Linked DNA regions of Homo sapiens: region 1 is linked to region 2. A link is a loop called in an ENCODE intact Hi-C map of the cell type or tissue named here. Cell type or tissue: endothelial cell of umbilical vein. All regions are shown on one strand. Each heading gives the region's core, and the rest is flanking DNA. Links, peaks and the distances in the headings are about the cores only.

What was found. Hi-C counts contacts between places; a loop is a spot of excess contacts. Peaks named below come from ENCODE experiments on the same cell type or tissue, not always from the same donor. Only the 100,000 strongest peaks of a DNase experiment are listed, where the experiment ranks them.
Region 1: it touches region 2 in a loop (2.4-fold over the local background); 10 of 110 quality-filtered maps call a loop at or near these places.

Annotation. Positions count from the first base shown.
Region 1 is chr1:203,992,540-203,997,353 of GRCh38, forward strand. LOC105371689 (a long non-coding RNA gene) reads left to right here and starts at 4,247. Exons shown (of 3, transcript XR_922443.4): 1 at 4,247-4,303. RefSeq lists an enhancer at 3,998-4,561. In endothelial cell of umbilical vein, for the core only: no CTCF peak of the experiment used is centred there; a DNase peak (open chromatin) is centred at 2,852.
Region 2 is chr1:204,125,721-204,130,534 of GRCh38, forward strand. SOX13 (SRY-box transcription factor 13) reads left to right here. Exons shown (of 14, transcript NM_005686.3): 14 at 138-2,023. The coding sequence ends at 414. Among named protein-coding and RNA genes, the nearest start is that of ERLNC1, 13 kb to the right of the region's middle. RefSeq lists enhancers at 1-308, 309-808, 4,159-4,662, 4,663-4,814. In endothelial cell of umbilical vein, for the core only: a CTCF peak has its summit at 2,117 (motif pointing left); a DNase peak (open chromatin) is centred at 2,081; H3K27ac peaks cover 819 bases.

The sequences.
Region 1 (4,814 bases), core at 1,475-3,974, 130 kb before region 2:
GGGCTCTACGCTACTCAGAATGATTCCTCCTGCTTCACTGCACAGAACAGATGTACTGTCTCTATGTCTATAGCTCCTGCCTCCAAACTCAGCTTGTGACTTCACTTTCAAAACCCACAGGATTACTCACGTGCTCTAGCAAACAATGGAATATCTCTTATGATTCCTTTTCTTTTTCCAACTAGTTCAGCAAACAAAGAGATGATATAGAAATGTATTTCTTTATTGATAGAACTCATGTACTTCATTAGTGAGGCATTGTACTTGACTTCTAATAACAAAGGCCTAAATTAAAGGACTTAATCTAATAAAAGCTTTTCTCGCCCTGTATAAAAAACTTCAGAGGTATGCAATTTGAAGCTTGTATTGTGGGCTCCTCAGTCATCTGGGCTCAAGCACTTTCTGTTTTTCTGTTTGGCCTTCCTTAACACAAAAGTTTCAAACTCAGTGGCCCTTTGTGGTCACAAGATGGCTGCTGGAGATCCAGTGATCATGACCAGGTTCTATTTATTTATGTATTTATTTTTATTTTTATTTTTTTGGGATGAAGTCTCGCTCTGTCACCCAGGCTGGAGTGCAGTGGTGCGATCTCGGCTCACTGCAACCTCTGCCTCCCAGGTTCAAGCAATTCTTCTGCCTCAGCCTCCTGAGTAGCTGGGATTACAGGTGCATGCCACCAAGCCTGGCTAAGTTTTGTATTTTTAGTAGAGACTGGGTTTCACCATGTTGATCAGGCTGGTCTCGAACTCCTGACCTTGTGATCCACCTGCCTTGGGCTCCCAAAGTGCTGAGATTACAGGCATGAGCCAATGTGCCCTGCTGGTTCTTTTTATTTTTTAAGAGATGAGGTCTTGCTACGTGCCCAGGCTGGACTCAAACTCCTGGGCTCAAGCAGTGATCCTCTTACACGTGCCGCCATGCCTGGCTGATCATAACTACATTCCAGACAGGACAAAGAGGAAAGTGAGAAGGGTGAAAAGATATGCCTACCACCAGAGTTAGCCCCTTTTAAAGTTTCCAGATGCTCTACCTCTTCCACATATATTTCTTCGGCCATCTCTAGCTGTAAGGGAGATACTTTGTTATCTCACATAAATGGAATATATTTCTTTATGCCATTGCTTTTGATTAGTCTGCAGCCTATATTAGCTTACGTCCTTGTTCTCAGCCATATTCTAGTTAGATGAGATATGACTCAATTTTTTTTTTTTTGAGTTGGAGTCTTATTCTGTTCCCTAGGCTAGAGTGCAGTGGCATGATCATGGCTCACTGCAAGGCTGGGCGTGGTGGCTCACGCCTGTAATCTCAGCACTTTGGGAGGCCGAGGCGGGCGGATCACAAGGTCAGGAGTTCGAGAACAGCCTGGCTAACATAGTGAAATCCCATGTCTACTAAAAATACAAAAAAATTAGCCAGGCGTGGTGGCGGGCACCTTTAATCCTAGCTACTCAAGAGGCTGAGGCAGGAGAATCGCTTGAACCTGGGAGGCGGAGGTTGCAGTGAGCCGAGATTGTGCCACTGCACTCCAGCCAGGGTGACAGTGCGAGACTCTGTCTCAAAAAAAAAAAAAATTAATAATGGCTCACTGCAACTTGGAACCCCTGGGCTCAAGCAGTCCTTCCACCTCAGCTTCCTGTGTAGCTGGGATTACAGGTGCATGCCACCATGCCTGGCTAATTTTTAAGTGTTTTGTAGAGGTAAGGTCTTGCTATGTTGCCCTGGCTGGTCTTGAACTTCTGGCCTCAAGTGATCCTCCCACCTTTGGCCTCCCAAGTGCTGTACCAATTTTAAAAAGAAATGTAAATGTTTTTATTTTCATGGCCCTTGGCTGTTTTCAAAGATCATATCAATAACTGTAAAATGGATAAAACACTCACCATCAAAATCATTGAAGGTAGCTAACTTGAAATGCCATCCAGGAACCACTGTAGAATTGGCAACATTGACTCACACTCTTCTCAGTTAGTTCAATTCCACCTTTACTGGGTGCCTATAGCGCTGGCCAGGCACCAGTTACCTGTGGTGAATACAGGAACAATCAAGATTGCCCTGTCCTTGAAGAGTTCCATTTTAGTGCCTTACAAGTAACTGAAGGCAGCGGGAAGCCACCAGTGGTTTTACACAGAGCCAAAAAGTGATCACCTCTATATCTTTGAAAGACAGCTCAGACTACATACGGTGAGTGGGAAGAGTACAGAGGATTGAGGCAGGGGATTTTGTTCTAGAGGCCAAATATTGTTCTGCATTGCTGTGTCATTGCTGTCTGTTAATTGCACCCCACGTTCCGCACCACTTGCCTCATCTATCCCAGAATCTTATCCCTCACCTTTAGATTTTTCTCACCTCAAACCTTCAGTTCCATACCCACCCTACCAGAAGTTCAGGGATAGTCAAAGTGGCTTTCTGAGATCAAGAGTCCACAATGTCTTCATGAATCCATTCTTTGCACATTTACGAAGCTCTGCATATGCTCTGGGCTCTGCGCTATGGGCTAGAGTTGCAAAGGTGGATCAGACTCAATTCTTGCTTCCAAGGCAGGGACAAAGTTTTTTGCTTCTCTTTCTACTTGAAGAGTATTAAGAATCTAAACTGATCTTGGCTAGAGAAGGCAGATAGAGGAGACGGGTGGAGCAAGAATCAGAACAAAAAATGGGTAGCCTGGGATTGATAGCCATGAAATCAGGAGGGCAGATTTGTCCTCAGGGCCCAGTAGTACTTTTCTCTGAAGCCAGAGACGGCCTCCTTCCCTTCCTTTTTCCCTTCTTGCTCCTCTGGTCTCCTCACAGCCAAGCCTGGCTTCCATTCAAACTTTCCGGAAATCCCCTACCCAATTTCCAGCTTTTCAAACAATGACTCTCTGGAGAATATTCCCATTGTCCTTGGAATTAGAACAATGAGAGAGTAGAGCCTCCTCTCTGGCTTCAGACTACATCCCTGCTCCCAGCCAGCCTCCCACCAAAGTAAAAGCTTCCTCGACTCTCCAATCGCTGTTCCCATCTGTAGTGAGGCAGAAAGACAGGGGAAGTATAAGAAAAAGCATTTTCTACAAGTCAACCCAGCCCCTTAAGCACTACCTGGTGCCTTTCTTCTCCCAGCTAGAACTGAGAAGAATCTCTCTACAGGACTGGGATTGGACACCTGCCTATGCTCTGGGTTGGCAAGCAAGCTCCGGGTTTGACTGCTGTGTTTTCTAAATCTCTCTCTCTCTCTTTCTTTTCTTTTTTTTTCTGAGACATAGTCTTGCTCTGTCGCCCAGGCTGGAGTGCAGTGGCGCCATCTCAGCTCACTGCTGCAACCTCCGTCTCCCGGGTTCAAGCGATTCTCCCACCTCAGCCTCCTAAGTAGCTGAGATTACAAGCACCCACCACCATGCTGGGCTAATTTTTGTATTTTTAGTAGAGATGGGGTTTCATCATGTTGGCCAGGCTGGTCTCGAACTCTGGACCTCAAGTGATCCGCCTGTCTTGGTCTCCCAAAGTGCTGGGATTACAGGCGTGAGCCACCGTGCCAGCCTCTAAATCTCTTTTGATGCCTCAGTTTCCCCCCATCATTGAGGTGAGAGGACCCAGAGGCCATTCTGAAGGGATTGGCAGTCTAATTTTCCTCACTGCCTACTCCTCTTCCACTCCCTACTCTGACCCTAGGAGACTCCTGTCCCCTTTCTACCCAGTTCAGCCAAAAGCGCTGCTGGATGGGGAGGGTGCAGGCGGGGCTTTTCTTGCACCATCCTGGCGCCTGACTGGGTCAAGTTACTGGAGGCAGTCTGGATTTGAATGTGCAAATAAACAGAGGTTGCTTTGATCCTTGAGGCTGACAGGGAGGGGGAAGAAAACGGAGTGCCCTGGTCAGAGAAGTGCATGCTGGGCACTTGAAAGAGGGTTTGGGGGATGTGGAGCATGAGCTTGTCCTTATTCCTTTGACTGGACCAAAAACCTAATTTGTTAAAAAAAAAAAAAAATAGAGAGATCTTGAAAGAGTCAGGGACCCACATCAGACATTTCAGACCTCCTCTGGGAACCAAATATTCCAATGGCCTTTCTGCCTTGTCACCAGGAGGGGAGTGGGTTGCTTGAAGCCCACCCTCCCTCAAGGCTCTCTTGCCTTTGGGACATCTTGGGTGCCACTTGGGAGAAGGAGAAGCAGGATGGAACTATGAGGTGTGTGTGGTTCGGGGTGGGGCTGTAGGTTGGGAGGGGGTAGGGCCTATTGTCTCCCTGGGCACCAATCCACAGCCACAGGCAGGCTTAGAGACGGAGAGACAAAGGAGGGAATGGGAGAGCACAAAGGGAGCGGGAATGAAATGGTAAGTAAAGGCAAACAAAAGTGAGCCGGGGGAGACAAAAGCTGGGAACAATATTCCCCAGGCAATAGGCTCGGGAACAATAGGGACACTGACAGCCCCACAAAGACACCAGTGTCTCCAAGTAGACGTTATCTCAGGCAGTGGTTGGCAGCCCCACTCTGGCTGCAGCTATTTTCAGTGCCGCTTTTGTGCCATGCTGAACAATATTCCTTGCATGGCTGCTGATAGAAAGATGAGAAGGTTTCTGTTTGATTCTTCTCTTCCTTCCCTCCCCCCTCCCCTTTTTCCAGCCCCCACCAGCTCCAGGCAGTCTGAGCTCAAGTCTCTGGCCTGGTTAGGGGTGTGTGTGTGTGTGTGTGTGTGTGTGTGTGTGTGTGTGTGTGTGTGTTGGGAAGAGACCAAGTGGGGAGGGTCTCTATCTGGGCTTCCAGTTGCCCTCAATCTTATCAGGGCCTCCATGGAGGGAAGCTAGTAGAGTGGAGATTAGGGCTGGGCCAGTGGGGCTGAGAAC
Region 2 (4,814 bases), core at 893-3,392:
GCTGGGGGCAGGGTATATAAGTCACAGCCAAGAGTGTGTGGAGTGGGAGTGCATGCTCTGAGGAGGCCTGGAGGGGAGATGGGTTTGGGGTTGAATCAAGTGTGCATCCATCACCGTTCCCCTTCTCTGCCCCACAGCCCGCAGGCTGGCCAGGTGCAGATGAGCTCCTCAGATGTCCTGTACCCTCGGGCAGCAGGCATGCCGCTGGCACAGCCACTGGTGGAGCACTATGTCCCTCGTAGCCTGGACCCCAACATGCCTGTGATCGTCAACACCTGCAGCCTCAGAGAGGAGGGTGAGGGCACAGATGACAGGCACTCGGTGGCTGATGGCGAGATGTACCGGTACAGCGAGGACGAGGACTCGGAGGGCGAAGAGAAGAGCGATGGGGAGTTGGTGGTGCTCACAGACTGATCCCGGCTGGGTGGGCCTGGCCCCTTCTCCTCTGGGGAAGACCTTGTCCCAACTCGATGGGCACAGCCAGCCAACCTAAGACTATGTTGGTACTTGGACTTGTTCGTGCCCCAGAGATGGGCAAAGCTGTGCACTTGCAGATACATTCATGAGGGGAGAGGCGCCCTCCCTTCCTGAGGAGCTGTTGGCCTGGGTGGGCAGGAACTGCAGTATGGCCATGGGCTGAGCAGGCTGAGCACCTCAGCCTTTAGGGCTTATGGCCAGGGGACACTGTATGACTCTCCTCTCCTGCAGGTGTCTATCCACCTGGGGTATGGCATCTACCGACCTGTCTCCCTGGGGTCACATGCTTTGTTTCCATTCTTGTCCTGGCTGGACCAGCCACTGTGGGACCAACACCCCTCCCACACTCCCCCAGACTGCTCGTCTATCACCAGGATCGCTTTGTACTTTGTGCAAAAGGGTCTGGCTGTCCCTTGCTGTTTTCATCTCTGCCAAGCCTATTGTGCCTCTGGCTGCTGTATGTGTGCGCGTGCACGTGTGTGTGTTTCATCTGTTCATTCACTGCACAAGATATTTATTGAGTGCCCACTACGTGCCAGGCACTGTTGCTGAGTTCCTGTGGGTGTGTCTCTCGATGCCACTCCTGCTTCTCTGGGGGCCTCTTTCTGTGCTTCTCTTTGTCCCCAAATTGCTACCTCTTTGTCAGTCTGGGTGTCTCAGGTTCTGTGTGTCCTTGTGTGCATTTCTGTCTCTCTCTGTCCTCGTCTCTCTGCAAGGCCCTCTATTTCTCTCTTTCTTGGTGTCTGTCCTTTGCCCCCTGTGCCCTCTGGATTCTCTGGGTCTATGTAGGCCCCTGGTCTGCCCTGGGCTCATCAGCCTTCCTGACCTCCTCCTGCCCTCCCCTTCACTCCCTCCCTGGCTCTGCCAGTCGGTTCCCACGGAGCCATTTTTAGCTCTGATCAGCATGGGAATGTGCCTCGGCCTCCAAGGGGCTTTGTCCTGGTGCCCCCGCCCCTGGTCCCAACCTGATCCCACGAGGGAGTTGGGACAGGAGGATTGATGGTGCTCCCCTTCCTGCCAGCGTCAGAGGCCCTGGAGAGGGGCTGTCCATGGCAGCTGGTCTTTATTCCTCCCTCATGAGCACAGGGTCGGGGGGGTCCCCATTCTTGGAAGAGGTTGAGAAGACTCCTGGGCTTCAGCCTCTCCCACCCAGCCCTGCCCCTCACCTGCCTGCCCTCCCCTCCCCCACTCTATACTAGGGACTGGATCTCAGCCTCTGATCAGTTTCACAAAGTTTGTTCCCTAAGGAAATCAAATCCCATTGTCACCTAACTCTGAAGATCTAAATAGCCCTTGGATCAGTATGGGAACCCCAAATCCCACAGGGCCAGATGTGGAGTCTGTGTCTGCCCCCGTCTTCTCTCCATCCTCAAAGCCCCCACTTCTCTCCAGGCTGTTTCTTTTTTTATGACTGTAAACATAGATAGTGCTTTATTTTGTTAATAATAAGATAATGATGAGTAACTTAACCAGCACATTTCTCCTGTTTACACTCGGGGGATTTTTTTGTTTTCTGATGACATAATAAAGACAGATCATTTCAGAATCTGGCCCTTGTGCAGGGGAGGAGGGAGGCTGGCCTAAGTCCAGAATTCCCAAATATGCCACCAGCCTGGGCACCACTGTCCCCTGGTGGCAGCCTGCAGGAGCTTCAGGCCTGGGGCCTCAGAGGAATTGGCTTAATGCAAGGGAATCCCAGGCCAAGCTTGTGAGTGACACATGCCCTCCACAGAGCCCACGCTGAATGCCCCTACCTTGACGAGGTGAGGCCACCCGGATCCTAAGAAAGAAGGCAGTAGTAAGAGCACTGTAATAGGAGTCATGAAGCTCGGGGTCTCTCTAGAACTGGCCACATGGCTGGGGTTGGGGAGTGGGAGCCAGGTCTCTCCTTTGGGGCCTCATTGTCCTCATCTGACAACAAGATTAAACCTTATACCTGGTTCTTACCATTCAGAGAAGTAGCCCTTTGAGACTCTAATGAAAGCTGTGGATCCTTTTCTTAGAAAAGGGCCCACAAAGGTTTACCCTGAAGCCCATCTGAGGCCCCTACGATGCTAATTAATGAAGCAGGGTCTCTAATGATAATGCTTCAGGGCTCTCTATCCATGACACATGCTTTGAGTGAACACTTCAGACCTAGTTATCCCATTAGGAGAAGTAATAGGCCTGCAAGGGCCGGATGACAGACTGAAACACCTCAAAAATGCATATTAACCAGGCTCTAGAGAGACACATCTTGTAGTGAAAAATTAATCCCATCAGTATAGAGTGGGGACAGCAAAACCGAATGGCAGTAGTTCTTGTGGAAGAGTTGGACTTGGGCTGCATTAATAGAGGCTTGTGTTCACAACAGGGGAGGTGATGGTCCAGTGTACCCCACACAGACCTAGTCCCAGGGGTAGCGTGCCCTTCCTCGCCCCCTCACTAGGGAAGTCTCACAATGGAGGGGCCCTGAAGCAGGCACCCCACATGGAGGAGCACAGGAGGGATCCTGGTGCACATTGTCCTTAGAGGAATAGTCAGAAGGGTCAGGCGTGTTTCCTCTAGAAAAGAAGACAGAGTTGGACAGAAAGGACAAGATTGCTTTCTCCAAAACTGCCAGGTGGGCAAAGTGTAGTATTGCACAAAGTTCATGAGGCAGAACTTGAGCTCCTGGATGAGGTTCAAGACTGTCTTGACATAAAGAACACCTTTTCCACAAAAAAGAGTGAACTTCCCAACTCAAGTCCTCAAGCTCTTGAGTACTGGTGGAGGGATTTCTAGATTGGAGAGGGTAGTGGTGAGAGAGGGTAGGTGTGGTGGTTGATTCTAGGGCCACAAAGTTGGGAGGGTGTGGAATGGAGACTGCCCAAGAATTAAGGGCCCAGCCATTTGGTATGGGGAGCGTCCTGAACGCTGGCTGGCTGTTTTTTCCCCAGCCCGGGTTCTCAGAGCCTCCTCTCCTTCGCCCTCCCCACGCCACGTCTGGAAAAGATGCAGGCAGAGGTGGGAGGAGGAGCTGGCGGCGGCGCCTGCCCCCTGGTGGTCACGATGGAGAGCTGCCCATTGCACCTCCCACTCCCCTCAGCCCTCTGCCCTCCGGCCCTCCGCTCTCCGCCCTCCCCTCTCCGCCCGCCCCTCTCGGCCCCCGGCCTCCTCCACTCCACTGGTGGGTCCAAACCATGTCCTGCCAGTCTCAAGACTCTCCCAGCCTGGCTCATTCCCACCTGTCGGTCCTGAGTTCCTCTTCCCTCCCGCAAGTCCTCTTGTCTTGCCTGCCTTATTCCCTCTGCTGAGACACAGTTGCGGGTCCTGGAGCCCCACCCCTGTCTCATGAGAGGCAGGATGGGGCCAGGTGGTTGGAGAGGCCAGGAGCAGAGTGCTGTGGTCATTACCAGGAAAGCTGGGCTACAAGTTCGTCCCCTCCGTGCGTCTCCGGCAGAGACCGAGGGGCAGAGCCCGTTGGGAAGGTGAATGTGCCCAGGAGTCCTTTAACTAGAGCTCTTTGCTAAGAGTCCTGGAAGGGGCCCGAGGGGGTGGAACCCGGATCACACTGGGAGGCTCCCAGGCCTGGTGCTCAGCCAGGAGGACAGGAGTGCTGGTTAGCCTGGGGTGGCAGTGAAAGGAGCCAAGGTGGAACTCCCAGACTTTGAGGAACAGGGTTGTGTTCCCTGCCACCACACCGGCTCACTCCCCTGGAGGACTGGGGGAAGGAGAATGCTTTCTCAGAGGCGGCAGTGGGATGATGTCTGCTGTTAATTCCTTCCCATACAGATGGTGGTCAGGACCTTAGGGGCACAGGACAATACCCGGGGGGGGGGGGGGGGCTCTGTCCCAGCCATTCCCTACTCACCACTGCAACACTTATCTCCAGCGCAACAGCATCAAGACCCAGGAGGCTGGAAACAAAGCTGGCTTCACAGTGTTAATTCTGCCCTCAATTCCAGAGGTGGCTCAGAGAGGAAGAAGGAGCGGGGACACTGCTATTTAGTCCAGACAGGTAGTGTCTATGATGACCACCTGACCCCACAGGTGACCCCAGGGGGCCCCTACCTGCCCAGCCCTGGCACCATCCCTATGCCTGGGCACCTCTTTCGCTCGTGTCCCCCCACTGTCACCCCCCGAGGCTGCTGCCCATGGAGGGCCTGGCTATGCTGGATCACCATGACCTTGAAAGCTCCAGCTGCAGGTGCCAGCTCCAGTGGTTGCCATGGCACCAGGGTGCTTTTTGCAGGCAAAAGCCAAACAACCAGAGTCCACCTGGCAGGCTGCTGCTGCTGTTGCCTCTGCTGCCCCTAAGGGCACTGGGCACTTACTGGCAGGGGGGCAGTCCTGGAGCAGCTGCTGCCCAGTGCACA